Linked DNA regions of Homo sapiens: region 1 is linked to region 2. The links are chromatin loops, found by intact Hi-C in ENCODE. Cell type or tissue: heart left ventricle. All regions are shown on one strand. Links, peaks and the distances in the headings refer to the core of each region. The heading gives the core; the rest is flanking DNA.

Region 1 (15,064 bases), core at 2,487-10,486, 56 kb before region 2:
CCATTCATCCACCCACTATCCATCCATCTATCCATCCAACCATCCATCTATTCATCCATCCATCATCCACCCATCCACCCACTATCCATCCATCCATTCATCTATTCATCCAGTCATCATCCGCCCACCCACTATCCATCCATCCATCCATCTATTCATCTAATCCTCATCCACCCACCCATTAGCCATCCATCCATCCATCCTTCTGTACCTCCATCCATCTATTCATCCATCCATCTATTCATCCAGCCATCCATCTGTCCATTCATCCATCCATCTGTCCATCCATCCATCTGTCCATTCATCCATCCATCCATCCATCCATCCATCTTTTGGTCCATCCATCCATCCATCCATCTATCAATCCACCCATCCATCTGTCCATTCATCCATCCATCCATCCTTCTGTCCATCCATCTTTTGGTCCATCCATCCATCCATCCATCTCTCTGTCCATTCATCCATCTATCCACCTATCCATCCATCCATCCATCCTTCCATCTATCCACTGTTCTATCAGTCCATCCATCCATCCATCCATTCATCCATCTTTCTATCTGTCCATCCATCCATTGATCCATCCCTCTATCATCTATAGGGCTATTGGCATCTATGGGGTGGAGGCCAGGGATGCTGCTCAATATCCTACAGTGCCTCCACCACAGAGAATGATCTTGCCCAAATGTTGATAGTGCCAAGGTTGAGAAACCTTGCCTTCGCCTGAGAGATCCTGCCTATCTATCTATCCACCCATCATTCTGTCTATCTACCTACCTATCTCAGTGTCCTCACCTGGAAGTGACTCTGCCCCCTGGGGATAGTGGCAATATCTGGAGACTCTTTAGGTCATCATACTGTGGAAAGTTGGTACTACTGGCATCTGGTGGGGAGAGACCAGGGATGCTGCTCAGCACCCTACAGTGCACAGGACGCCCCCACTCTGGAGTGATCCACCCCCTTATATATGTCTATAGTGCTCAAGTTGGGGACCCTGTATTGAGAAGAAGAGCTTTGAAGAGGAGGGGACTAAGGAAGTCCCCTGGGAGGAGGGCCTTATGAGGAGCACATGGTGTCAAAAAGAGAAGAGGAAGAGGACTCATAGGCAGAACCGCCTGGGCAAAGAGGCAACAGCACAATGTGGGCCAGTGCAAGAGCCTAGTCTGTGGCTGGCTTTCCCTGTCCCCTGCACACACAGAGTGAGAAGAGTCTGGGGCCTGAACCTCTCCACTTCCAGCAGCTGATCACTGTCTTCCTGGACCCAGTCTGGTATTGTTAAGGATGTGTCCCCTCTGACCCAAGGCATGCTCCCCTCTCTGCTGGGTCTTGCCTTGTCCCTCCTTGCAGGAGCACCCATCTCAGTCTCAATTGTTCAGAAGGAAGAACAGGAACCTTCTCCCTGCTGCCCGGCTCACCTGTCTCAGAAAGGTGTGTTAAACGAATCGGTTTCTCCAGGGCAGGGGCCGCCCGCTTGCTTCGCTGCTGGGTGGTGTGGGCAGGCTGCTGGCCCGATAGCACAATATTGCCCCGTGCAGCCACCTCGTAGTACAGGGTAAAGTTGCAGGGACATGTGGACTTCACAGAAAAATAGGCTTCTTCCCCAACCTATGGAAGACACGCAGCATGGGGGGCTCTGCCTCGCACCAATGTTGCAACCCACCACAGGAAGACGGCCATTCTGGGGCCAGAGGGAGGTTGGGATGGCTGAGGGAGCGGAGTGCCCAGCATCCAGTCCTGGCCCCTAGCTTTTTTGTTTTTTGTTTTCTTTTTTAAGATAGTGTTTCACTCTTGTCACCCAGGCTGGCATGCGATGGTGAGATCTCAGCTCGCTGCAACCTCTGCCTCCTGGGTTCAAGTGATTCTCCTGCCTCAGCCTCCTGGGTAGCTATTACAGGCGCCCGCCACCATGCCGGTATAATTTTTGTATTTTTAGTAGAAACGGAGTTTCACCATGTTGGCCAGGCTGGTCTCGAACTCCTGACCTCGTGATCCCAGTATTTTGGGCTCACGCCTGTAATCCCAGCACTTTGGGGGGCTGAAGCGGACAGATCGCTCAAGTCCAGAAGTTAGAGAGCAGCCTGAGCAACATAGTGAGACCCCCATCTCTACAAAAAGCACACACACATAAAATTGGCCAGGCGTGGTGGCACATGCCTGTAGTCCCCGCTACTCAGGGGGCTGAAGTGGGAGGGTCACTTGAGCCTAGGAAGTCAAGGCTGCAGTGAGCCATGATCGCACCACTGCACTCCAGCCTGGGTAACAGAGTGAGACCCTGTCTCCAAAAAAAAATAAAAATAAAATACTGTTTCCTAACTTTGAACGTGCTAATGCCACAAGTGGGCTGGGCCTTCTCTTAGGATATGAACTCAATGAGTTGGGTCCTATCATAGTCCCCAAGTTCCTAGAGGGGAAAACTGGAAACTGAGGCCTTGGTTCTTTGCCCAATGTCAATGAGTGTAGGGCAGGATTCAAACTCAGGGGAACTGATGCTAAGGCCCCACATTGAACCCTGAAGCTGCCATTATTCTGATATCAGGAAAGCTAAGGCCTCCCAGGTCCTAAGATCTCCCTAGGGGGTTGGCGTGTGGCCATGTCCAACACTTTGCCCTAGGAATCCCGCCTCTGTTCCATGTTTTGCAATCTGTGACTGTCCCCAAATGTTGGGATCACCCTGAAAGCCCAGAAGAGGGATATCTGGAGTAGGGGAAGAGTGACATTCTTGCCGTGGAAGCTTGGGCAAATCATTTCACCTCTCTGAGCCTCAGTTTCCCCACCTGTAAAATAAGGCTGTTATCTCCTGGACAGAGGGTCCTGAGGCTCCAATGAGATGATGTGTGTGTCATGCTCAACATCACACAATGCACACTGTAGGTGGCTAATAAGTGTCATTCTGGCCAGGGGCCATGGCTCACACCTGTAATCCCAGTATTTTGTTAGGCTGAGGTGGGTGGATCACTTGAGCCCAGAAGCTTGAGACCAGCCTGGGCAACAAAGTGAGATCCCGTCTCTACAAAAAATCAAAAAACTTTGGCCAGGCGCAGTGGCTCATGCTTTGTAATCTCAGCACATTGAGAGGCCGAGGCGAGAGGATTGCTTGAGTCTAGGAGTTCAAGACCCGCCACAGCAACATGGTGAAACCCCATCTCTACAAAAATACAAAAATTAGGTGGATGTGGTGGTGGGTGCCTGTGGTCTCAGCTACTCGGGAAGCTAAGGCGGAAGGATCACTTGAGCCAGGGAGGTCGATGTGCGGTGAGTCATGATCATGCCACTGCACCCTAGCCTGGGCAACAGAGTGAGACCCTGTCTCAATCAATCAATCAATATTTTTTAATTAAAAAAATATATAGTAAGAAAAATAAATGTCATTCTACCTCCCCCTAAAGGAAGAATCTGCCTGTTTAAGAAGCTGGGCCTAAGGGACTCCCACAGCCAAATTTGGAAAATTTGAGCAGCAAAAAGAAGAATGTCAGCTGAGTGTGGTGGCTCATGCCTATAATCCTAACACTTTGGGAGGCTGAGGCAGGCAGATTGCTTGAGTTCAGGAGTTCAAGACCAGCCTGAACAACATGGCAAAACTCCATCTCCACAAAAAATAATAAAAAAAATAGCTGGGTGTGGTGGCACAAGCCCATAGTCCCAGCTATCTAGGGGGGCTGAGGCAGGAGGATCACTTGAGCACAGGAGGTCAAGGCTGCAGTAAGCCATGACTGTGCCACCACCCTCCAGCCTCGGGTGCTATGGTTTGGCTGTGTCCCCACTCAAATCTCATCTTGAATTGTAGCTCCCATAATTCCCATGTGTTCTGGGAGGGACCCAGTGGGAGATAACTGAATCATGGGGACAGTTTCCCCAATACAGTTCTCATGGTAGAGAATGAGTCTCGTGAGATCTGATAATTTTATAAGGGGTTTTCCTTTTCACTTGGTTCCCATTCTCTCTTGTCTGCCACCATGTAAGATGTACCTTTCACCTTCTGCCATGATTGTAAGGCCTCCCCAGCCACGTGGAACTGTGAATCCATTAAACCTCTTTTTCTGGCTGGGCATGGTGGCTCACGTCTGTAATCCCAGTACTTTGGGAGGCCAAGGCAAGCGGATCACCTAAGGTCAGGAGTTCAACACCAGCCTCCCCAACATGGGGAAAGCCCATCTCTACAAAAATACAAAAATTAGCAAGGCACGGTGGCAGGTGCTTGTAATCCCAGCCCAGGAGGCTGAGGCAGCAAAATTGCTTGAACCTGAGAGGCAGAGGTTCCAGTGAGCTGAGATTGTGCCATTGCACTCCAGCCTGGGTGACAGAGTGAGACTCCATCTCAAAATAAATAAATAAATAAATAAATAAATAACAATAAACCTATTTTTCTTTATAAATTACCCAGTCGTGGGTATGTCTTTATCAGCAGCATGAAAACGGACTAATATACTGAGTGACAGAGCAAGACCCTGTCTCAAAAATAAATTAATTAAAAACAAAGAAAGGAAAAAGAAGAATGTCAAGGTCGTGAAAGACAAGGAAAGAATAAAATTTTCAGATTGGAGGAGACCAAGGAGACGTGATGACTAAATGTGACGTGGGACCCTAAAGGTGATCCCGGACCAGAAAACAAGGCCATGAGTGGGATAACTTGGGGAAATCCAAATAAAATCTGGAGTCTGGTTAACACTGATGTCCAGTGTTGATTCTTAGTTATGACAAATGGATCATAGTCTTGTAAGATGTTAGCATTAGGGGAAGCCTATCAAAATCTCAATGGCCTTTTTTGCAGAAATGGAACTGATCTTAAAATTTATATGAAAACACAAAGGACTCAGGAATCTTGAAAAAGAAGAATAACATTGGAGGACTCACACTTCCTAATTTCAAAACTTACTACAAAGCTACAGTAATCAAGACAGTGTAGTACCAGCATAAGGAGAGACATAGAAACCAGTGGGATAGAAGTGAGAGCCCTGAAATGAATCCAGACAGCTAAGGGCAACTGATTTGAAATAAGGGTGCCAAGACCATTCAATGGGGAAAGCATAGTCTTTTTAACAAACAGTGCTGAGACAACTGAATAGGTACATGCAAAAGAGTGAAGTTGGTCTGTGGGTGGTGGCTCACACCTGCAATCTCAACACTTTAGGAAGCTGAGGTGGGAGGATCACTTGAGCCCAGGAGGTTGAGCTGCAGTGAGCTATGATCACACTACTGCACCTCAGCCTGGGTGACAGAGCAAGGTCCTATCTCAAAAAAAAAAAAAAAAAAGAGAGAGAGAGAGAGAGAGAGAATGAATTTGGATCCCTACCTCACACCATATAAAAAAATTAACTCAAAACAGATGAAAGACCTAAATGTAAGAGCTGAAACTATAAAACTCTTAAAAGAAAACACAGAGATAAATCATGACCTTAGATTTGGCAATGGTTTCTTTGAGATGTGGCATCGGAAGTACAAGCAGCAAAAGAAAAAGAGAAATTGGATTTCATCAAAATTAAAATTTTTTGTTGCACTAATGGACACTGTCAGGAAAGTGAAAAGATAACCCATAGTATAGGAGAAAATGTCTGCAAATTACACATCTGATGAGGGCTAGTATCCAGAATTTAGAAAGAACTTTCACGACTCAACAAAGATAAACAACCCAATTATTAACAGTAGTGGGGCTGGGTGTGGTGGTTACATCTGTCATCTCAACACCTTGGGAGGCTGAGGCAGAGAGGATCACTTGAGGCCAGGAGTTCAAGACCAGCCTGGGCAACATAGTGAAACCCCTAAAAACCAAGTACATACACATGGGTGAGCATGCACACACACTCACACAAATGCACATGCACACTCATGTGTAGTCACACATGTGTGATACAATCATGCAGTCACATATGCATGCAAACAAACACTAAATGTAAATTACATTTTTAGGGTACCCATTGAAAATCTGAATATTGCCTATGAATTAGACAATATAATTTGGTGAATGTAATTTTCTTAGGTGTGACCTAAGAAAATGGCCTTGAGGTCAGGTAAAATAATGCCTTTTTTTAAGTATACATTATGGTCAAGTATTTAAGAGTGAAGCACTATCATGTTTGTAACTTGCTTTCAAATGCTGCAGCCAAAAAATGTGTAGAGAAATAGATGGATGCGTGAATTGGCAGATGGATGGATGGATGAAGGGAGGGATAGAGGGAGAATGGATGAAGGGAGAGTGGATGAATGGATGGATGAAGGGTGCATGTATGGATGGATGGATGAAGGGTGGATGAATGGATGAAGGGCGGATGGATGGATGGATGGATGGAGGGTAGATAAATAGGTAAGTGTAGTGGGTGGATGGATGGGTGGAGGAAAGAAAGAAAGGAGGAAAAGAAGGAGGGAGAGAGGGTAGATGGATGGATGGATGGATGGATGAAGGGTGGATGAAGGGCAGACGGAAGGATGGATGGATGGATGATAAATGGATAGGGGTAGTGGGTGGATAGATGGGTGGAGAAAGGAAGGAAGGGAAGGAAGAAAGGAGGGAGGGAGAGTAAATGGATGGATGGATGATGGATGGATGAAGGGAGGCGCAGAGGGAGGGTGGATGGATGGATGAATAGATAGATGGAGGATGGATGGATGGATGAAGGGTGGATGGATGGAGGGAAGATGAGTGGATAAAGGGTAGTAGGTGGATGGATGGGTGGAGGGAGGGAGGAAGGGTGAATGAATGGAGGGAGAGAGGATAGATGGATGGAGGGATGAAGAGAGGGACAGATGGAGGGATGGAGAGAGAGATGGAGGGTGGATGGAGGGATGAATGAAAGGATATAGGCAAAGCATTAATTTATAAATCTAGGTGAAAGTCTCATGGTTGTTTATTATATTAACATTTTTCAATTTCACTCTAAATTTATTAATGTCCCCCTTATAAAAAGACACCCAAACAGAAGTCCCCTTCTGCTTGAGATCTTGGGGGGAAAAGGAGAGCACAAACCTTTCTCCTCTTCTTTACTAAATTTATGGCATCAAAACAACCTTAAAAGATTGGAGTGAGCGCCCCCATTCACCAAGCAAAACAGGTTCAGAAGGATGGGTGCCAAGATGTGGGGAGTGGAGCCCCCCAGTTCCCCCCTGCCGGGGCCCTGGCGCTAGAAGAAGAGGAAGAGGTCCCTGCACCATGCCCAGCCTGGCCCCAGCATGAACCCATCTTCCCTCCATGCCCTGAGGTTGTGCCCGGGCCCCTCATGGCAGTTTGGTGGGTAGGACGCGCTGGGGTTTCTGAGCCACCTCAAACAGGATTGAGATTCACCCGGGGAGCAAAATCTGAGTGACAGAGCCAGGTCTCCCCCTAATCAGAACAACAGTCTGGCCAGCTGAGAACACAAGGTTCCTTCCTGTCCCCTGAGGAGGAGGCCAGCACCAGCGTCCCCACCCTGCACCACTGGTTTAATGGAATTACAAGAAGAACAGTGTGTTCAGCCAAGCTGGGCATGATCCTGTCTGACTTCTCATTCTTACAACCTCTGCAAAGGGCTGTTAATCCCAGGAAACAGGCAGCCTTGGCGCCACGATTCCTCCAAGCTGAACCCCAGGGGCCTCGATATGATCAGAAAAGGAGTGTGAGAGGTTTATGGGCTGGTAGGGCCCTGGGCGCTGTGATGGCAACTGGTTTCCATTAGGGGTGACATTTCTGCCAAGGCTGGGGCTATAGCTTGAGCCAGAGGCTCTGCTGGGATTGCGGCCAGGATGCAAACAGCCCAGCCAGTGAGCCTGCCACCAGTCCACAAAGTTAACAGAGGGGTGATGTATCTTAAATATAGATGTGTATGGCCAGGCGCGGTGGCTCACGCCTGTAATCCCAACACTTTGGGAGGCCGAAGAGGGTGGATCACCTGAGGCCAGGAGTTCGAGACCACCCTGGTCAACATGGTGAAACCCTGTCTCTACTAAAAATACAAAAATAATTAGCCAGGCATGGTGGCAGGTGCCTGTAATCCCAGCTACTCGGGAGGCTGAGGCAGGAGAAGTGCTTGAACCCAGGAGATGGAGGTTGCAGTGAGCCGAGATTGTGCCACTGCACTCCAGCCTGGGAGACAGAGACTCTGTCAAAAAAAAAAAAAAAAAAAAAAAAAAAATATATATATATATATATATATATATATATGTATATGTGGGTATCTAGATGTCTATGAACACACATGTACACAGCATATCCATATATATGCACATATATACAGTTGACCCTTGAGAAATACAGGTTTGAACTGCCCACAACACTGATGTGTGGATTTTCTTCCACCTCTGCCCAAGCAAGACAGCAGGACCCCCTCTCCTCTTCCTCCTCCTCCTCAGCCTACTGAACGTGAAGATGACAAGGAAGAAGACCTTTACAATGATCCATTCCCACTTCACGAACAGTCAAGATATTTTCTCTTCTTTATGATTTTTTTTACCTGCGCCTGCCAGCGTAAGAAAATCTTATGATTTTCTTAATAATATTTTCCTTCCTGTAGCTTACATTATTGTAAGAATACAGTATATCATGCATAGAAAGTACAAAATCTGTGTTGATTGACTCTGGCCAATAGTAAGCTATAGATAAAGTTTAGTTAAGTTTAGTTTTGAGACAGGGTCTCGCTCTGTCACCCAGGCTGGAGTACAGTGGCACGATCATGTTTCACTGCGGTCCCAATCTCCCGGGCTCAAGTGATCCTCCTGCCTCAGCCTCTTGAGTAATTGGGACTACAGGCATGCACCACCACATCCGGCTGGGGTTTTTTTGTTTTTGTTTTTGTTTTGATAGAGATGTGATTTCACCATGTTGCCCAGGCTGGTCTCAAACTCCTGGGCTCAAGCAATCCTCCCGCCTCAGCCTCCCAAAGTGCCAAGGTTACAGGTGTGAGCCACCACGCCCGGTCGGGAACTCTACTTTTTGTTCAAGGTTTTTATAAAGTTACAACTGCTCTTAAAAAATTAAGTCTATTAATTAAAAGAAAAATACACACACACACCTTATGTAATCAGAATTGCAAAATAATAGACCCAGGAAAAATGAATGGCAGACACGGCTCTAAATTTACCTTGTCTTTGCACTCAGAGTGTCTGTGTGGAGAAACTCCCAGGGCCTCTGCACTAAGGGAAGGCTCAAGGCAGTGGGGAATCTGGCCCCATAGCAGCAGCTCTATGTCAGGTCTGGGTGCAGTGGTGCCCTGGGGCAGAGTGGTGATCATCATTGTCAGCCCTGGGCCACAGCCTAAATGTCCATAACAAATAAATAGCAACGAGCCGGGCGTGGTGGCTCACGCCTGTAATCCCAGCATTTTGGGAGGCCAAGGTGGGCAGATCACTTGAGGTCAGAAGTTCAAGACCAGCCTGGCCAACATGGTGAAACCCCGTCTCTACTAGAATACAAAGATTAGCCAGGCATTGTGGTGGGCACCTGTAATCCCAGCTACTCCAGAGGCTGAGGCAGGAGAATCACTTGAACCCTGGAGACGGAAGTTGCAGTGAGCTGAGATCGTGCCACTGCACTCCAGCCTGGCTGACAGAGTGAGACTCCACCTCAAAAACAAAACAAAAAAAAAAAGAAAGAAAAGAAACAAATAGTAATGCATGCATGCATTCTGCAGAATTCTCCCCTTGCTGGGGAGATAAGGGATCCCTGTGTCAGCTGTAGTATTAGGTCCCTTAGAGCAGGGGTCCCCAACCCCCAGGGCCATGGACCAGTACTGATTCATGGCCTGTTAGGAACCAGGTCACACAGCAGGAGGTGAGTAGTAGGCTGACAATCAAAACTTCATCTGTATTTACAGCCGCTCGCATCACTCATATTACCATGTGAGCTCCACCTCCTGTCACATCAGCAGTGGCAGCATTAGATTCTCTCAGGAGTGTGAACCCTATTGTGAACTGTGCTTGCACGGGATCTAGGTTGCATGCCCCTAATGAGAATCTCATGCCTGATGATCTGTCACTGTCTCCCACCACCCCCAGACGGGACTGTCTAGTTGCAGGAAAACAAGCTCAGGGCTCCCACTGATTCTACATGATGGTGAGTTGTATCATTGTTTCATTATATATTGCAATGTCATAATAATAGAAATGAAGTGCAAAATAAACATAATGTCCTTGAATCATCCTGAAACCATCCCCCGTGCCCGTGCCCCCGTCTGTGGAAAAATTGTCTTCCACAAAACCAATCCTTGGTGCCAAAAAGGCTGGCTACTGCTGCCTTAGGGGCTCACTCATGCTGTGTCTTTTTTGAGGAGTCTGGCTTTGTCGCCCAGGCTGGAGTGCAGTGGTGTGATCTCAGCTCACTGCAACCTCTGCCTCCCGGGTTCAAGCAATTCTCCTGCCTCAGCCTCCCGAGTAGCTGGGATTACAGGCACGCACCACCACACTCAGCTAATTTTTGTATTTTTAGTAGAGATGGGGTTTCACCATGCTGGCCAGGCTGGTCTCGAAATCCTAACCTCCAGTGATCCGCCTGCCTCGGCCTCCCAAAATGCTGGGATTACAGGCATGAGCCACAGCACCTGGCTCATGCTGCTTTTTGGATCCCGCATGGCCCAGGAAGGGTAGCTCCTGAAAATCTTACCTGCAGTGGGTGGGAGGGTGGCTGCAGCTGCAGGTAGCACTGGCTGGGGGAGTACCAGCTGCCGAGGGAGAGGTAGCTGGGCAGGTACTGAGCCCCCACAGGCTTCCCGTTCAGTGCCATCACCTTGGTCTGAGAAGAGAAGATGCTTAGATCAACACCCGAGTGCCAAGAGCAGAAAGGGGGTCTTGGGGATGCTTCTGCTTGCTCTGCCCAGAAGAAACACCCTCTCATGCTCCAATATCCCTTTGGGGAACCCCCTCCCCAATCCTCAGGGAGTAATAGCCAGTTGTCCAGCCCATTCTTCCTAGCATCAAGAAGCAAGTGTCCAGCTGGGCACAGTGACTCACACCTGTAATCACAGCACTTCGGGAGGCCGAGGCAGGTGGATCACCTGAGGCCAGGAGTTCGAGACCAGCCTGGCCAACATGGAGAAACCCCGTCTCTACTGAAAAAATACAAAAATTAGCCAGGAGTAGTGGCGCATGCCTGTAATCCCAGCTACTCAGGAGGCTGAGGCACAAGAATTGCTTGAACCCAGGAGGCAGAGGCTGCAGTGAGCTGAGATCATACCACTGCACTCCAGGCTGGCAACAGAGCAAGACTCTGACTCAAAAAAAAAAGAAGCAAGCATCCAAGATTGGTCAAAGGGTATTGGGGGTCAGGCAGAGTGGGTGCATACCTATAATCTCAGCATTTTGGGAGGCAGAGGTGTGAGGATCACTTGGGCCCAGGAGTTCAAGACCAGCCTGGGCAATATAGCAAGATCCAGTCTCTACAAAAAATTTGTGCCTGGAGACTCAGCTACTAGGGGAGGCTGAAGCAGGAGGATCACTTGAGTCCAGGAGTTCAAAGCTGCAATTTAGCTATGATCACACCATTGCACTCCAGCCTGGACAACAGAGCTAGACCGTATCTCTGAAATAATTTTAAAAAGAAGTTGGGCCAGGCGCGATGGCTCACGCCTGTAATCCCACCACTTTGGGAGGCCAAGGTGGGCAGATCACGAGGTCAGGAGATCGAGACCATCCTGGCCAACATGGTGAAACCCTGTCTCTACTAAAATACAAAAAATTAGCCGGGCATGGTGGCCGGCAACTGTAGTCCCAGCTACTTGGGAGGCTGAGGCAGGGGAATCACTTGAACCTGGGAGGCAGAGGTTGCAGTGAGCTGGAATCACGCCATTGCATTCCAGCCTGGGCAATAAGAGCAAAACTCTGTCTCAAAAAAAAAAAAAAAAAAAAAAAAAAAAAGTTGGCCTGCCTCTGTCTCTGGCTCCTGGGAAGTAGGTAGACTCTAAATAGGGTATAAACGGGCCACACCAGAAAGGCCAGTTGTGTGATTAGATGGCTGGGCTTTGAGCCACAGGTTATCAGCCCATCTCCAGGGAAGGGAGAGGGCAGGAGATTGAGATTAGTCCCATGGCCAATGATTTAATCAATCATGCAGACGAAATGAGGCCCCCACAAAAAACTTTGGACACCAAAGCTCAGGTGAGCTTTCCTGCTTAGCAATGCTCAGCTTGTGGGGATTACATATCCTGGTTCTGTGCAGAGAACACACAAAGCTTCCAATCTGGGAATTGCCCAGACCTCACCCTATGCATCTCTCTCTTTGGTTGGTTCTAATTTATGTCATTTTGCTATGGTAAAGCTGTAATTAAAAGGTGGTAGGGTAGTGGAATTTGCAGCCAGTAGGTGGGAAGCACAGGTGGCCCGGGGACCCCTGGACTTGCAGCTGGTGTCAGAATTTAGGGTAGTCTTGTGGAGAGGGCTGTGCCTACCACCTGTGAAGTGTGGCCCAGCTCCAGGTAGCTGGTGTCAGAAGTTACTGCAATCTCCCACCTGGTAGGGGATGGGCAGGGCAGATCTCTGGTTCCTCAAGGAGTCTGAGAGATGCCAGGCTGTGGTCACTCTCTTAAAACAGGACAGTGGGCCGGGTACGGTGGCTCACACCTGTAATCCTGGCACTTTGGGAGGCCGAGGCAGGTGGATTGCCTGAGGTCAGGAGTTCAAGACCAGCTTGACCAATATAGTGAAACCCCATCTCTACTAGAAATACAAAAATTAGCTGGGCGTGGTGGGGGGCGCCTGTAATCCCAGCTACTCGGGAGGCTGAGGCAGGATAATCGCTTGAACCTGGGAGGCCGAGGTTGCAGTGAGCCAAGATTGCACCACTGCACTCCAGCTTGGGCGACAGAGCAAGACTCTGTATCAAAAAAAAAAAACAACAGAACAGTGGCCCAGGTGACCAAACAGCTGTGCTGTGTGTTGAGCAGCAGGTCCAACACAAGAAAGCGTGAACCCATCTGGCTGTGAATGTCAAGTGGCAAGGCAGTGGCTTCAGTGGTTAAAACCTTTAGGACATGGTGCCCACAGAGGACAAAGTGACCACAGTGTCCTCAGTTCCCATCTACGTATTTACTCTCTGCAGGGCCGCCAGGTCCACTGCCAGTTCCCAAAGCCAAGGGCTGGGACATCCTCTCCAGTCCCTCCTGTTCTTGCCTCCCCTGATGATGGGACACTAAGGCCTTCTGGATCTACTTCCTCAAGAGCTCCAGTTTGGAGACCTCTCTGTCCTCACCTCCTGTCTGCCTGCCTGGGCCCGCCCTGAACCACCCCCAACTAAAGACTCTGGAGTGATCACTGGGTATCGAAAATCAGATCAGGCCAGACATGGCAGCTCATGGCCTATAATCCCTATGCTTTGGGAGGCTGAGGTGGAAGGATGGCTTGAGTCCAGGAGTTTGAGACCAGCCTGGGCAACATAGCAAGACCCCATCTCTACAGAAAAATTTATTATTTATTTATTTGCTTGTTTGTTTGTTTTTGAGATGGAGTCTCACTCTGTTGCCTAGGCTGGGGTGCAGTGGCGCAATCTTGGCTCGCTGCGACTTCCACCTCCCGGGTTCAAGCAATTCTCCTGCCTCAGTCTCCAGAGTGGCTGAGATTACAGGCACCTGCCACAACACCTGGCTAATTTTTGTATTTTTAGTAGAGATGGGGTTTTGCCATGTTGGCCAGGCTGGTCTCAAACTCCTGACCTCAGGTGATCCATCTGCCTTGGCCTCCCAACGTGCTGGGATTACAAGCATGAGCCACTGTGCCCAGCCTCTACAGAAAAATTTAAAAATTAGCTGGGTGAGGTGCTAATTACGGGCATGCACGTGTAATCTCAGGTACTTGGGAGGCTGACTCAGGAGGATCCCTTTAGCCCAGCAGTTAGAGGCTGCAGTGAGCTATGATGATGCCACTGCACTGCAGCCTGGGCAACAGAGCGAGACCCTGTCTCTTAAAAAAAAAAAAAAATCAGATCACTCTTTCGCCTGACACTGCCTTCCACTGAGCACCCGTGAGGTGGCGGAAACCACCATTGGCTCTCTCCCCAATCTCTTTCCAAAATGGCTCAATGTAGTTGAGCACTTGTGAGACTCTGATTACAGTATAATCACGGTCTGCCTCTGAACCTGCACCCAGGCTGTTCCACCCGCCCAGAAGCAGCCTGGCTGACTTCCCCATGGTCAGGAGTCCATTTGGAGAGATCTCCTTGGACAAGACTCCTTTGGCATAACTGGTCCAGGCACCCTTATCTCTCTTTGACCTTCCACCTGATCCCAGGATGGCTGTGTTGTCCATCCCACTGTCTAGTGGAATGTGTACTCCTGCAGGGCTGGGACGGGCTCCAGGCCCACTGATCAGGTGCCTGCACCCAGCCTGGGGGAGGCCCCAAGTCCATACCTGCTGGCTGAATAACAAGGGTCCACGGGACTCACCCACCTCCAGCCACACGTGCTGGGCTGACGTGGGGATGGAGGGGATTTCAAACCCCACTAGTCCACGCTGGGACACAACTTCACTGGTGTAGATGTTATCCTTTGGTGTCAGCTCTGCCTTAATCTGGACCGTCACCCCCTCAGCTGGGCTGCCATCGGGGTAGGATAGCTCCACCTAGAAAAGGTCACCCAAGACACAACAGAGTTAAGACGGCCATGCTCCCCAAACTGATCTGCAGAATCAACGCAATCCCCACTGGAATCCCAGCAGGCTTCTTTGTAGAAATTGACAAACTGCTCCTGAAATTCACAGGGCATCGCAACGAGTTCCAAATCGCAAAAACAATCCTTAAAGGGAACAAAAAAGAAGGACTCACAGGTCCAGGAGTGGTGGCGTGTGCCTGTGGTCCCAGCTACTCAAGAGGCTTCCAAGGCAGACATGGAAGCCGGATGCAGTGGCTCACACCTATAATCCCATGTGAGGCCAGGAGTTCCAGACCAGCCTGGGTAACATAGTGAGACCTCACTACAAAAAACTTTAAAATTTCAGGTGTGGTGGCATGCACCTATAGCCCCAACTATTCAGGAGGCTGAGGTGGGAGGATCACTTGAGTCTGGGACTTCAAGGCTGCAGAGAGCTATGATGGTGCCACTGCACTCCAGCCTGAGTGACTGAATGAGACCCTGTCTCTTAAGAGAAAAAAAGTTTTAAATGAAGTTGCATCCCTACCTCACAC
Region 2 (15,064 bases), core at 3,897-11,896:
CTTCTAGCACAGTGCCCCTGACAGGGTTCCTAGGGCCAGAGGGAGATCAGGCCATGCCTGTCCAGGACATTTCGTATAAATGGAATCATACACTATGTGTGCTTTTGTGTCTGCCTTCTCTCACCCAGCATCATTTTTTGTTTGTTTGTTTTTTTAAGATGGAGTCTTGCTCCATTGCCCAGGTTGGAGTGCAGTGGCGCAATCTCGGCTCACTGCAACCTCCGTCTCCCAGGTTCAAGCGATTCTTCTGCCTCAGCCTCCCAAGTAGCTGGGACTACAGGCATACACCGCCATGTCCAGCTAATTTTTTGTATTTTTAGTAGAGAGAGGGTTTCACTGTGTTGCCCAGGCTGGTCTTGAACTCCTGATCTCAGGTGATCCACTCACCTCAGCCTCCCAAAGTGCTGGGATTACACGCATGAGCCTCTGCGCCCAGCCAAAATATGCAATGACACCTACCAGGAGTGAGGCAGGAATGATTTTCTTAATAACATGTTTATTATTCTTTTCTCCCCCTTGCTTTATTGTCAGAATACGATATATAATACATAGAACATACAAAATATGCGTTAATTGATCGTTTATGTTATCTGTTGACTTCTGGTCAACAGTAGGCTATTAATAGTTAAGTTTTGGGGGAGTCAAAAGTTATGCACAGATTTTCAACTGCCAGGAGGCTCAGCACCCCAACCCCATTGTTCTTCAGGGCCAACTATACATCTGTTTAGAAAAACAAAAATGTACACTGAAGCACAAAAATTGGGCCAGGCACAGTGGCTCACACCTATAATCTCAGCACCTTGGGAGGTCGAAGTGGGAGGATCACTTGAGGTCAGGAGTTCAAGACCAGCCTGGGTATTATAGTGAGACTTCATCTCTACAAAAAATTAAAAAATTTGGCCAGATGCGGTGGCTCACCCTTGCAATCCTAGCACTTTGGGAGGCCAAGACAGGCAGATCACTTGAGGTCAGGAGTTCGAGATCAGCCTGGCCAACTTGGCGAAATCCCGTCTCTACCAAAAATACAAAAATTACCCGGGTTGGTGGCAGGAGCCTGTAATCCCAGCTACTTGGGAGGCTGAGGCAGGAGAATCTCTTGAACCTAGGAGGCGGGGTTGCAGTGAGTCAAGATCGCGCCACTGCACTCCAGCCTGGGTGAGAGACTCCATCTCGAAAAAAAAGAAAAAGAAAAGAAAAATTAGCTGTGTGTGGTGGCTGAGTGGCCTCCAAAGGTGGCTTTTAGGGGGACATCTGGGATCTGCCCCAGCAAGTCCCAGCTATTCAAGAGGCTGAGGCAGGAGGATTGCTTGAGCCTAGGATTTGAAGCTGCAGTGAGCTATGATTGCACCACTACACTCCAGCCTGGATGACAGAGCAAGACTCTGTCTTAAAAAAAAAAAAAAAAAAAAAGCCGGCGCCGTGGCTCACACCTGTAATCCCAGCACTTTGGGAGGCCGAGGCGGGTGGATCTTCTGAGGTCGGGAGTTCGAGACCAGCCTGACCAACATGGAGAAACCCCGTCTCTACTGAAAATACAAAATTAGCCGGGCATGGTGGCGGCGCATACCTATAATCCCAGCTACTCAGGAAGGCTGAGGCAGGAGAATCGCTTGGACCTGGGAGGCAGAGGTTGCGATGAGCCGAGATCGCGCCACTGCACTCCAGCCTGGGCAACAAGAGCAAAACTCGGTCTCAGAAAAAGAAAAAAAAAGGATGGGGCAGGATAACAGGATGCAGGCCTGGGACTTTCCATGGAGGAAGAGGCCTCAGAAAGGTCTATGTCTGGGACAAGGCGACCTGAAGTGCCCTTGGGCTTAACCTCTTGGACTCAGCCCTCTCTGGGGTTTGGAGATGCCAGCTGCCCCAAAAACCGCTCCGAGCACAAGCAATGTGCCACACAGCCCTGTGGCAGGAAGGAGCTCGTGCCCGCTCCAAGTAGCACCAAGCGTGGAGGAAGGCAAAGGAGACTCGGGCTGCCACAGGCCCTCTCTGGGTGTGGGGACCAGAGATCAAGCCAGGTTCCCATTCTTGCCCTGTGAATCCTGCACTGTGTCCTCAGGGCGGGGAGTGTACGCAGGCCATCGGGGGACAGCACAGGGCAGTTGGTCCCCAGCCGGTGGGGACCAGTGTGTAGGCTCTAGGGTCAGCCTCAGGGTGGCCTTGGGGATGTGCAGCTCCTTGGAGAAGATGAACTCACAGCTGGTCCAAGCTCTGACGTCACTTCCGGGAGGAAGCTTCAGCCTCATAACTCCAGAACCACTTCCCTAAAATCCGAGTTTGCCGAGTTTTTGCTTCAACCATCTTGAGTAGCTTTGTCCTGCCTGGACCCTGAGTCTGAGCAAAGATAATGCCCTGTGATCATCCAGCCCCAGACAGCCTTGAGGCACCACCGCAGCCCCACTGTTCCTGGGGCATGCCCTAGATGTCCCCTGAAGGCTGCCCTCGGAGGTCAGTCAGTGATCCGCCCTCTGCACCAAGAGGGCTTCTTCCCATCTTTCTGGCTCCTTCTGGCAGCTTCACCATGGTGAAGCCCCTTCTGGGGTGCTCCTTCAGCTGGGTGACTGTGCCTCCAAATGCATGCTTGTGAAGTCTGCACCTGCCCAGCTCACCTGGGGTCTGTCTGCACCTGCCCAGATCACCTGGGGAGCCATGTCTCTGTCCACCTTACCTGGAGGCTGTCTCTACCTGAGCTCCTCATCTGGGGGCTGTCCACAACTGCCCACCTCACGCGGGAGCTGTTCACACCTGCCCACCTCACCTGGGGTCTGTCCATACTTGTCCATCTCACCTGGGGGCTGTCCATACCTGCCCACCTCACCTGGTAGCTGTGTCCATACCTGCCCACCTCACCTGGGGGCTGTTCATACCTGCCCATCTCACCTGGCGGCTGTCCACACTTACCCATCTCACCTGGGGACTGGGTCCCTACCTGCCCATCTTACCTGGGGGCTGGCCACACCCGCCCACCTCACCTAGGGTCCATGTACCCACCCACCTCACCTAGGGACTGTCTACACCCGCCCACCTCACCTAGGGACGGTCTACACCCACCCACCTCACCTAGGGACTACACCCACCCACCTCACCTAGGTCCATGCACCCACCCACCTCACCTGGAGGGCCATGTCTCTACCCACCTCATTTGGAGGCTGTCTACACCAGTCCCTGTTGCCTGGGGGCTATGTACACCTCCCCATCCCACCTGAGGACTATGCACCCATCCACCTCACCTAGGATTTACCCACACCCACCTGGGGGCCATGTCCCCACCCACCTCACCTGGGAGCTAACTACACTCGCTCACCTCACTGTGTCCCTACAGGGTGAGCACAGGCGGAGGGCAGGGAGTGGGGCAGGAGTGTCAGGGAGCAGGGCAGGGGTGTGTGCGTCTGTCCGGGAAGAAGGGTGGAGATGCTGCCTGCAGCCCTTTTTACCTGCACCTGAGCCCTCAGTGCAGCTCTGCATCAGACACTCCCAGGGCCCGGGGTCTGGTGACCGGCACCATCTCCTGTCTCTTAGGTGGCATCTCTGCCCAACCATTCCTTCTTAGAGGCTCCTGTGACATGAGAGCAGGAATGGGGCCTGGGACAGCACTGGAATAAGAAAACCGAGGCCCTGGCCAGGTGCGGTGGCTCACACCTGTAATCCCAGCACTTTGAGAGGCCGAGGAGGGAGGATCACTTGAGGTCGGGAATTCAAGACCAGCCTGGCCAACATGGTGAAACCCTGTCTCTACTAAAAATACAAACATTAGCTGGGCGTGATTGTGGGTGCCTGTAATCCCAGCTGCTCAGGAGGCTGAGGCATGAGAATCACTTGAACCCAAGAGGTGGAGGTTGCAGTGAGCCGAGACTGTGCCACTGCACTCCAGCCTGGGCGACAGAGCGAGACTCGGTCAAAAAAAAAAAAAAAAGAAAAAGAAAAAGAAAGAAAGAAAGAAAGAATGGAGGGGCAGGGTGGGAGAGAGAGAGAAAGGAAAAGAAACGAAAAGAATAAGAAAAGAAAAGAAAAGAAAAGAAAAGAAAAGAAAACAAAACTGAGGCCCAGACACGATTCAGCCCCAGTAGGCACCCTGGCAAGCTCTGCCTTCTGGGCAAGCAGGCTGGAAATAAAAGCACCACAGTGAACACCCTGGCCCGCCTCGGCTCCGCCAGCAGCATCTGTCCTGGAGAAGACGCCAGCTCAGTACCAGAAATGTTCCGGACACAACCTGGACCGGGCAGAAGCTGAGGAGCCACCAGGCTGCCAGCAGTTCCAAGCACATGCTAGGGGCTGCGGAGGGGGCTCGCCACCCTCTAACTCCCTGGGGGTGGCCTCGTCCAGCCCCGCAGGAGGCCTCTGTCTATTGGAGCTAAGCCTGGAGACGGCCACTCCGGCCAATGGCCTGTCCAACCCAGGTGTAGACAGCCCCTGAGTGAGGCAAGCAGGCACATGGCCCCCCAGGTGAGCTGAGTGGGTACATGGCCTGCCGAGGTGAGGTAGGCAGGTATAGGTAACCCCCAAATGAAGTAGACAACCCCCAAGATGAAGTGAACAGGTGTAGACAGCCCCTGGTAGACAGGGGCATGGTCCTCCAGATAAGACGGGTAGGTGCATGGCCTCCTAGACGACATAGGTGGTAGACAGCCCCCAGGTGAGGGGGACAGGCATAAATAGCCCCCAAGTGAAGTGGACAGGCATAGAAAACCCCCAGGTGAGGTGGACATGTGTAGAAATCCCCCAGGTGAGGCGGACAGGCGTAGAAATCCCCCAGGTGAGTTGGACAGGCGTGGAAATCTCCCAGGTGAGGTGGACAGGTGTAGAAAGCCCACAGGTGAGGTGGACAGACGTAGAAAGCCCACAGGTGAGGTGGGCAGGCCTAGAAAGCCCCCAGGTGAGGCAGACAGGTGTAGAAATCCCCCAGGTGAGATGGACAGATGTAGAAATCCCCCAGGTGAGATGGACAGATGTAGAAATCCCCCAGGTGAGATGGACAGATGTAGAAATCCCCCAGGTAAGATGGACAGACGTAGAAAGCCCAAAGCTGAGGTGGACAGGTGTAGAAATCCCCCAGCTGAGGCTGACAGGTGTAGAAATCCTACAGGTGAGGCAGACATGTGTAGAAATCCCCCAGGTGAGGAGGACAGTTGTAGAAATCCCCCAAGTGAGGTGGACAGGCATAGAAATCCCCCAGGTGAGGTAGACAGGGACATAGCCCCCAGGTGAGGTGACCACTTCCTTCCCTTCCTTCCTCCCATCACCAAATGTCCACAGACACCGCCCCCACCCAGGCCAGCATACCAGGTGCTGGAGACTGGCCCAGCTCTCAGTGGCTCCCAATATTTTGGCAGATCAGTTCCAAACAGGTGCATTCTAGAAACTCTGACAGCAGGGCTCACCCCACAGGGCACCGGTGAGGATGGGAACCCAGGAATGTAAGGCCAGCCCTGAGCCTGGACCTAGTCAATGTTCCATAAACGGCAGCCTAGGGACACTGGGACCAGGCAGCCCAGGAGTGGGAGGGAGGAGTTGGCTCCTGCTGGATCATGGTGGTGGGGCAGGGTGGGGGTCGGGGGGATGTTGCAGGAGGAGACGTTTGTTTCATCACTTGTTCATGCAAACCTTCTGAGGCACCCTCGCCATTCAGCTCCCCAGGCCCCCATCCAGCCCACAGCCTCTGCCATCCCTGCCCTACCCTGGGACTTGGACTCTCATTGCCCTGTGAGCCCGGCTGGCTCATTCCCGCTTCCCAGCCAGCAGCCCCTCACCTGCCAGGGCTCCAATAAGCTTTGGCTCTGGAGGGCACCCACACTGCCCCTCCTCCAGCCATCTTTTTTTGGGAGTATAATTGGGGTATAATTTACATACCACAAAGTTGACCCAGTGAAAGTGTCTGGTTCAATAGATTTACTATTGATTAAGATCTATTTAATCAATAGATTTTAGTATACTTACAGTTGTGCAACTGTCATCACTTCTATTTCATTCTAGAACATTTCATCCCCCAAAAGGAGACCCCGTCCCCATTAGCAGTCACTCCCCATTCCCTCTCCCAAAGCCCCTGGCAGCCACTCATTGCTTCCTGTCTCTATGGATTTGCCTGTTGTGGGCATTTCATATCAATGGAATCTCACACTATGTGGTGTTTCGTGACTAGCTTCTTTCACTCAGCATTGTGATTTTGGGGGTTTTGTTTTGTTTTGTTTTTCAGACAGGATCTCACTGTCGCCCAGGCTGGAGTGCAGTGGAATGATCATAGCTCACTGCAGGCTTCATCTCCTGGGCTCAAGCGATCCTCCTGCCTCAGCCTCCCAAGTAGCTGGGACTACATACAGGTGAGCACCACCACACTCAGCTTTTTTTTTTTTTTTTTTTTTTTTTTTGAGACGGAGTCTTGCTCTGTCGCCCAGGCTGGAGTGCAGTGGCACAATCTTAGCTCACTGCAAGCTCCGCCTCCCAAGTTCACACCATTCTCCTGCCTCTGCCTCCCAAGTAGCTGGGACTACAGGTGCCCACCACCACGCCTGGCTAATTTTGTTTTTGTATTTTTAGTAGAGACTGGGTTTCACCGTGTTAGCCAGGATGGTCTTGATCTCCTGCCCTTGTGATCTGCACATCTCGGCCTCCCAAAGTGCTGGGATTACAGGCGTGAGCCACCGCACCTGGCCCACCCAGCTAATTTTTATATTTTTTGTAAAGCAGGGTCTAGCTATGTTGCCCAGGCTGGCCTCAAACTCCAGGGCTCAAGCGATCCTCCCTCCTGAGCCTCCCCAAGTACCAGGATTACAGGCATGAGCCACTGCACCCAGCCTTATTTGGTTTTTGTATGGGTCTGCTTTATTTTTCTGGTATTGGTCTTAAGTTCTCCAATTTATCTCCTCCCGTTCCCCCTTCATTTCTTTCCAATCAAGCTGTTTCTCTCCCTCCCCATCACTCCCCTGAAACTGATTTCATCAATGTTACCAATGATAGACAATTTCCTTAATTGAATGTTCTATTTGTGTGCTTGTTTTATTTGATTTACAAGAAGCATTGGACACAGCTCTCTTTTTCTTTCTTTTCTTTTCTTTTCTTTCTTTGAGACGGAATCTCCCTCTCTTTCCCAGGCTGAAGTGCAGTGGTGCAATCTTGACTCACTACAACCTCTGCCTCCCAGGTCCAAGCGATTCTCATGCCTCAGCCTCCTGAGTAGATGGGATCACAGGCATGCACCACCACACCGGTTAATTTTTGTATTTTACTGGAGACAGAGTTTCACCATGTTGGCCAGGCTGGTCTTGAACTCCTGGCCTCAAGTGATCCACCTGCCTCGGCCTCCCAAAGTGCTGGGATTACAGGTGTGAGCCACCATGCCCAGCCTCTTTTTTTTTTTTTTTTTTGAGGCAGAGTCAGTGGCGCAATCTCGGCTCACTGCAAGCTCCGCCTCCCGGGTTCACGCCATTCTCCTGCCTCACCCTCCTGAGTAGCTGGGACTACAGCCGCCCGCCACCACACCCGGCTAATTTTTGTTGTATTTTTTAAGTAGAGATGGGGTTTCACCGTGTTAGCCAGGATGGTCTCCATCTCCTGACCTCGTGATCCACCCACCTCGGCCTCCTAAAGTGCTGGGATTATAGGCGTGAACCACCGTGCCCGGCCCCATGCCCAGCCTCTTTAACAAACATCTTAATTGGCTTTATGATTGCAGGTGTACTTTGGTTCAGCAACTCCAAGGGCCCACATAACCTGCCTCAGAACTCCGCATATCTGCCTTCTTCCATCCTGTGGTCCCTCACACCAGATGTGGTGGGTGGCAGTCCTAACAGCCTCCTGTCCCTGAAACCTGCCGGTACCTCTCACTGCAACTCCGGGAGGCTGGTACAAATGCTCCTATCCCAGGTCAGCCCTGGACCCGGAGGCCAGAGACAAAAAGACCCCAGCTGGGCTTCCAGCTCCCCAGGGGAAAGTTTGGTGCCGAAAGGAAAATATTTACGTGGTTTGTAAGTTGAGCTATCCCCCTGCAGAAGTGATCAAAAGGACAGTAAAGATGGAAAGTCCGTGTTGTCGTGATGCAGGCTGTGCCAAGCCACGCAGCAGGCGTGATCCTGGAGGACTCTTCAGGGAGCTGATGGACGTGACCTGCCGACCCTTTTGTTTTCTGAAATCACCAAACATCTGCTGAGTGAGCTGCTTCCTGGACCCTTTTGGGAATGTTCCCAGGCTTGGTTGTTGAGGAAACACAGTGCAGGGGTGGAGTGGGTTCTGGAGGCTGCGACTTGGCCAGAGCCGCCTGTGTGCGTGGAGCGGGGTGTGGGGGGTGTTTGGATCACCTCCAGGGGTCCTTTTCAGCAGGAACACACGAGTCATTTTTAATCAATCAAAAAGAGGAAAAGAGACAAAATGCATTTAATGAACACTCCCATACCATGCTGTGATGAAATGCTTTTAAAAGTCACAAGAGGCCGGGTGCGGTGGCTCACGCCTGGAACCCCAGCACTGTGGGAGGCTGAGGTGGGAGGATCACTTTGAGGACAGGAGTTCGAGACCAGCCTGGGCAACATAGTGAGACCTCATCTCTATGAAAAATAAAAATTAAAAAATTAGCTGGCCATGGTGGTTTGCACCTGTAGTCCCAGCTACTTGGGAGGCTAAGGTGGGAGGATAGCTTGAGCCTAGGAGTTTGAGGCTGCACCAAGCTATGATCGTACCACTGCACTCTAGCCTGGGTGACAGAGTGAGACCCTGTCGAACAAGAAAGAGAGAGAGAGAGACAAAGGGAGGGACGGAAGGAAAGGAAAAAAGAAAGCTAGGCACCAGGCTTCTGTTGTGAATTAAATGTTTCTATTTCTCACTCACTGCAACTCAGACCGCCACGCCTCACGCAGATTTATCAGAAAGCATCTGCAGGCCAGGCATGGTGGCTCACGCCTGTAATCCAACACTTTGGGAGGCTGAGGCGGGAGAATCACCTGAATTCAGGAGTTCTAGACCAGCCTGGCCAACATGGCAAAACCTTGTCTCTACTAAAAATACAAAAAATTAGCCAGGCATGGTAGTGGGCGCCTGTAATCCTAGCTACTCAGGAGGCTGAGGCAGGAGAATCGCTTGAACCTGGGAGGCAGAAGTTGCAGTGAGCCAAGGTTACACCATTGCACTCCAGCCTGGGCAACAAGAGCAAAAACTCTGTCTCGAAAAAAAAAAAAAAGGCATCTGCAAAGGTTATAGGGAGATTCCTGGGGGGAAGAAAGCAGCCTGCTTGAGGAATCTTTTGCTCACAGGTAAAAAAGCAAGAAGGCCAGGCAGTGGCTCACACCTGTAATCCCAATGCTTTGGGAAGCTGAGTCAGGAGGATCACTTGAGGCCAAGAGTTTGAGACCACTGTGAACAATAGAGGGAGACCCAATCACTAAAAAATATTTTTAAAATTAGCTGAGTGTGGTGGTGCACACCTGTAGTCCCCGCTACTCAGGAAGCTGAAACAGGAGGATCGCTTCAGCCCAGGAGTTCAAGGCTGAAGTAAGCTAGGATTGCACCATTGCACTCTGGCCTGAGCAACAGAGTGAGACCCTGTCTCAAAATTAATCAAAAATGGAAAAATAAAAGCCAAAGGAAAACCAAATGGGTCTTTCACACAAATGTGAACCAGAACCTTCCACATCAGCACAGAGAGGAGGAAAAAGAACCACAGAGGATGAGGAGAGAAGAGTGCTGGCCCGGGTCCCTTGTGCTAGGAACCAGCTGGATGCCAGGACACATCAGGCACAGCCAAATCCCACATGGGTCTGCAGCAGGGGCACCCGGGATGATTATGAGGTACTCCTAGGGAGAGCTCATAGTCCCAGCCAATGCTCCTAATTGCCTGGGGTCAGTAGGTCGCTGAGCTAATCCTCCTGAGCACATCGGGGGTCTCTGCCATCACTGAGCGGGGCTTCCAGAACTCCCTGCAACCCAATCAAGTCCAATTAGCCAAAAAGGCAGGAATGTGGGCTGGGACCCCAGCAGGGCTTAGAGGTCTCGGCAGGAGACCAGGGTGGCCCAGGGATGTCTCACTTGTGGGGAACAAGCCCCAGACCCCAGCCTTGTCCAGGGCAGGGAGGGAGGAAACCCCCAGGCTCGGGTCAGTGGGGTCTGTCTGTTCAGTGGGGCTTTCAGCTGTGGGATCCGGGGACATCAGTGTTGGTGGGTAATTTGATGTTCTGCTCATAGATGCATGATGATTTAAAAGCCACATTTCAGTAAGTCAGGCAGAGGAGGACAAATATTGCTTGATTGCACAGGGAATAGCCAAATTCCTAGAGACAGACAGTAGAAGTGAGACTCCCAGGAGCTGGGGTAGAGGACTGGAGACTGGTTTAAGGGCCTGGAGTGATAAAAACTTTGGGGTGTAGATATGGTGATGGTTGCACACATTGAGAATGCATTTAATGTCACTGAATTGTACCTTCCAAGTGGTTAACACGATCATTATCATGTAGAGTTGGGGTTTTTGTTGTTGTTGTTGTTGTTTGAGACAGAGTCTCACTCTGTCCCCCAGGCTGGAGCGCAGTGGCATGATCTCAGCTCACTGCAACCTCCGCCTCCCAGGTTCAAGTGATTCTCCTGCCTCAGCCTCCTGAGTAGCTGGGACTACAGGTGCACGCCACCACACCCGGCTAGTTTTTGTATTTTCAGTAGAGACAGGGTTTCACCATGTTGGCCTGGCTGGTCTCGAACTCCTGACCTCAGGTGATCCACCCGCCTCGGCCTCCCAAAGTGCTGGGATTACAGGCATGAGCCACTGCGCCTGGCCCATGTAGAGTTTACTACAATGTCAAATAAAGACTTTAAGTTTGAAATTAGCATTTAACCATTTAAGGAAATTGGTTCATGAAATGTGTAGCTTGATTTATTATTTGCGTGGCAGTGTTTAAATATTCGGGAAAATGGGCAGAGCGTGGTGGTTTACACCTGTAATTCCCAGCACAGGGACTGTCTAGGGGGACTGACCCTACCAGGCCAGGTGATGGTTAGAGGGCTGAGCTGAGGGGCACCAGCAGGGGGTTCAGACTCACACCCACCCCAGGATGATGTTGATGCAGTCCCCACCCAGGGTCTCAGATGTGGGAACACGCCCCTCCTTTAAGTGCTACCTGCCACTATTGGGAGTCTGTGTAAGACTAACACTCCATTCTTTAAAAAGGTAAGCACATGGCTGGGCACGGTGGCCTACGCCGGTAATCCCAACACTTTGGGAGGCTGAGGCGGGCGAATCACTTGAGGTCAGGAGTTCGAGACCAGCCTGACCAATGTGGTGAAACCCTGTCTCTACCAAAAATACAAAAATTAGCTGGGTGTGGTGGCACGTGCCTGTAATCCCAGCTACTCAGGAGGCTGAGGCAGGAGAACTGCTTGAACTGAGGAGGCGGGAGTTGCAGTGAGCCAAGATCGTGCCATCGCACTCCAGCCTAGGTGACAGATTGAGACTCCATCTCAAAAAAAAAAAAAAAAAGAAAAAAAAAGAAATCCTCCCACCTTAGCCTCCCCCAAAAATTTTTAATATTCAATTTATTAAGCATTTCCATCTAGGAAGTACATTTCCCCAAATATTTAAACATTGTCATGCCACTAATAAATCCAACTATACATTAATGAACCAATTTCCTTAAATGGTTAAATGCTGATTGCAAACTTAGTCAAAGTCTTTTTCTTGCCATTGTAGTAAAATATACATGATATTGATCATGTTAACCACTTGGAAGGTACAATTCACTGACATTAAATGCATTCCCAATGTGTGCAATCATCACCACTATCTACATCCCGAATTTTTTTTTTATCACTCCAGCCCTTGAAACAGTCCCCAGTCCTCTACCCCAGCCCCTGGGAGTCTCGCTTCTACTGTCTGTCTCTAGGAATTTGGCTATTCCCTGTGGCTCCCATAAGTGCAATCAAGCAATATTTGTCCTCCTCTGCCTGACTGAAATGTGGCTTTTAAATCATCACATGTCTATGAGCAGAACATCAAATTAACCACCAAGGCCGGTGTCCCTGGATCTGGATCCCACAGCCCAAAGCCCCGCTGAACAGACAGACCCCACTGACCTGAGCCTGGGGGTCCCCTCCCTCCCTGCCCTGGATGGGGCTGGGGCCTGGGGTCTGTTTCCCACAAATGAGACAGTTCCTGGGCCACCCCAGCCTCCCTGCCGAGAAGCCCCCCACCTGCTGGGGTCCCAGCCCACATTCCTGCCTTTTTGGTTAATTGGACTTGATTGGGTTCCAGGGAGTTCTGGAAGTCCCCCTCAGTGATGGCAGAGACCCCTGATGTGCTTGGGAGGATTAGCTCAGCGACCCACTGACCCCAGGCAATTACGAGCATTGGCTGGGACTCTGAGCTCTCCCTAGGAGGACCCCATAATCATCCTGGGGTGCCCCTCCTGCAGATCCATGTGGGATTTGGCTGTGCCTGGTGTGTCCTGGCATCCAGCTGGTTCCCAGCACCAGGGACCAGGACCAGCACTCCTCTCTTCTTGTCCTCTGTGGTTCTTTTTCCTCCTCTCTGTGCTGATGTGGAAGGTTCTGGTTCACATCTGTGTGAAAAATAGTGTTAGTTTTCCTTTGGCTGCTAACCTTACCTAATTACCTCTCTAATAATGACCTTAACTCCAAATACAGTCACATTCTGAAGGACTGTGTTATAACCTTCACGTATGAATTTTGGGGAGACACAGTTCAGCCCATACTCTTCCCCACTTACAGAGGAGATGATGGAGGCTCAGAGAGGGGAAGTCATTTACCCAGGTCGCACAGCAAAAGGGAGTAGGACAAACATCGAACACTTACCGGGTGCCAGGCTCAATTTCAAGGCTGTGTTTGCCTCACTTGTTCATTTTGCCAATGTCTATTGTGCCAGATGCAAACTGAAGTGAAATACACTGATGGGACTGGGCATGGTGGCTCACGCCTGTAATCCCAGCACTTTGGGAGGCAGAGGCAGGCGGATCACTTGAGGTCAGGAGTTCGAGACCAGCCTGGCCAACATGGTGAAACTCCGTCTCTACTAAAAAATACAAAAATTAGCTGGGTGTGGTGGCACACACCTGTAGTCCCAGCTACTCGGGAGGCTGAGGCAGGAGAATTGCTCGAACCCGGGAGGTGGAGGTTGCAGTGAGCTGAGATCACACCATCATACCACTGCACTCCAGCCTGGGTGACAGAGTGAGACTCCATCTCAAAAACAAACAAACTGGGTCTCACTCTGTCGCCCAGACTGGAGCGCAGTGGTGCAAACGTGGCTCACTGCAGCCTCGACTTCCTGGGCTCAAGCGATCCTCTCACCTTAGCTTCCCAAAGTGCTGGGATTACAGGTGAGAGCCACTGTGCCCAGCCTTATCCTTCCTTTCTATATTGCCCGTGGTTGCTTTTGTGCACCAAGGTCAATCCAAAAAATAATTGAGTCAGTGAGACACAGACCATCTGGCTTTACTTCCTTGTAGTCACAACTCTGGGGATTCTAAGTCTGACCATCCTAGCCCCATGGCCAGGGATGTCAGGAGATGATGGTGGTCATTTTGAGCAGTAGGTTCCCTTGCAAGCCATGGGAGGACACAGGCTGTGTCCAGGACACATCCCCTGGAGGCGTGGGTGTGGAGACCATGAGCCGAATTCATTCATTATCTAAAATCAAACTCAATTCTCATGAAGTAGGGACGTCAGCCTTACAGAGTCGGGCATGTGCCGCCCATTTCCACCTGTGGGTGGAATCCACCACTCCTGTTGACTCTCAGCGGTGCCCGGCTTAGATGATAGATTCTAGGGTCTCTGCTGTTGGAGGTCAAGACTGTGATGTAATGAAGTATTTTTTTCAATGTGTGTCCTGTGGCAGTGCCCAATTCAGAAAACATAGAGCAGGATTTTAGTTCCAAATGAGTCAAGTTTTATATGTTAAGACATCGCTTGTTAATCTTGCACATAACATCTATCATATTCATATGCTGCCTAGTCTTGGGTTTTTGTTTTTTTTTAAATCTGAGTCTCACTCCGTCACCCAGGCTGGAGTGGCAGTGGTGTGATCTTGGCTCACTACAATCTCTGCTTCCTGTGATCAAGTGATTCTCCTGCCTCAGCCTCCAGAGTAGCTGGCACTACAGGCACGTGTCACCACGCCCAGCTAATTTTTCTATTTTTAGTAGACAGAGGGTTTCACCATGTTGGTCAGGCTGTTCTCAAACTCCAAACCTCAAATGATCTGCCCGCCTTGGCCTCTCAAAGTGCTGGGATTACAGGCATGAGCCACCGTGCCTGGCCCAAAGACATCCTCTTTTATCTGCTCATGTGGATTTAATGATATCCCCTTGGGGTATAATAAAAACTTCTTTGGTCTTTGTCCACAGTTCCTGGCACGTAACTCCTAAATCCCTAGAATGGACATTCATTCATAGGATGAACGAAGGTGTTAAGATGAGACAGCACTATGGGCCAGGCACGGTGGCTCGCAACACTTTAGGAGGCTGAGGTAGGCAGGTCAGTTGAGGCCAGGAGTTGGAAAGCAGCCTGGCCAATATGGTGAAACCCCATCTCTCCTAAAAATACAAAAATTAGTTGGGTGCAGTGGTGCACACCTGTAGTCCCAGCTACTTGGGAGGCTGAGGCAGGAGAATTGCTCGAACCCAGGAGGCAGCAGAGGTTGCGGTGAGCCGAGATCATGTCACTGCACTCCAGGCTGGGCGACAGAGCAAGATTCTGTCTCAAAATTAAAAAAAAAAAAACAAACAGCACTATGGAAGCGTTGGCTGAACTGAAGCAACTGCGTGGGGTCCCTCAATATTAAAGGGCTCCAGACAAGTCTGCTGTATTTGCCCCAGTTTGCAGAAATTTTAAAAGCTGAAGGCAGACACTACAACATGAAACCCAACCTGGACTCACTGGGGACAACCAGGCAGATTCGTCGCACTCCAGCCCAGAAGACAGAGCAAGCCCTGTCTAAAACCAAACAAAGACAAACCAGGCAACAAAACCCACACCTCCAGCAATACGAATTGGAAATGTGACCTGGGGATCAGTAAGTTCCCAAAGCCCACACCGCGTGGGGTGGAAGCTGGAGAGCTGGTTGGAGGAAAATGTTCTGGGC

Evidence for each region. Peaks named below come from ENCODE experiments on the same cell type or tissue, not always from the same donor. Only the 100,000 strongest peaks of a DNase experiment are listed, where the experiment ranks them.
Region 1: it touches region 2 in a loop (14-fold over the local background); 3 of 110 quality-filtered maps call a loop at or near these places.

The regions. Positions count from the first base shown.
Region 1 is chr19:16,979,085-16,994,148 of GRCh38, forward strand. It overlaps CPAMD8 (C3 and PZP like alpha-2-macroglobulin domain containing 8), which reads right to left. Exons shown (of 42, transcript NM_015692.5): 12 at 14,332-14,502; 13 at 10,559-10,687; 14 at 1,413-1,602. Among named protein-coding and RNA genes, the nearest start is that of CPAMD8, 40 kb to the right of the region's middle. In heart left ventricle, for the core only: no CTCF peak of the experiment used is centred there; DNase peaks (open chromatin) are centred at 7,387 and 7,647; H3K27ac peaks cover 774 bases.
Region 2 is chr19:17,034,021-17,049,084 of GRCh38, forward strand. No RefSeq gene overlaps it. Among named protein-coding and RNA genes, the nearest start is that of CPAMD8, 15 kb to the left of the region's middle. In heart left ventricle, for the core only: no CTCF peak of the experiment used is centred there; DNase peaks (open chromatin) are centred at 4,341 and 8,240; H3K27ac peaks cover 770 bases.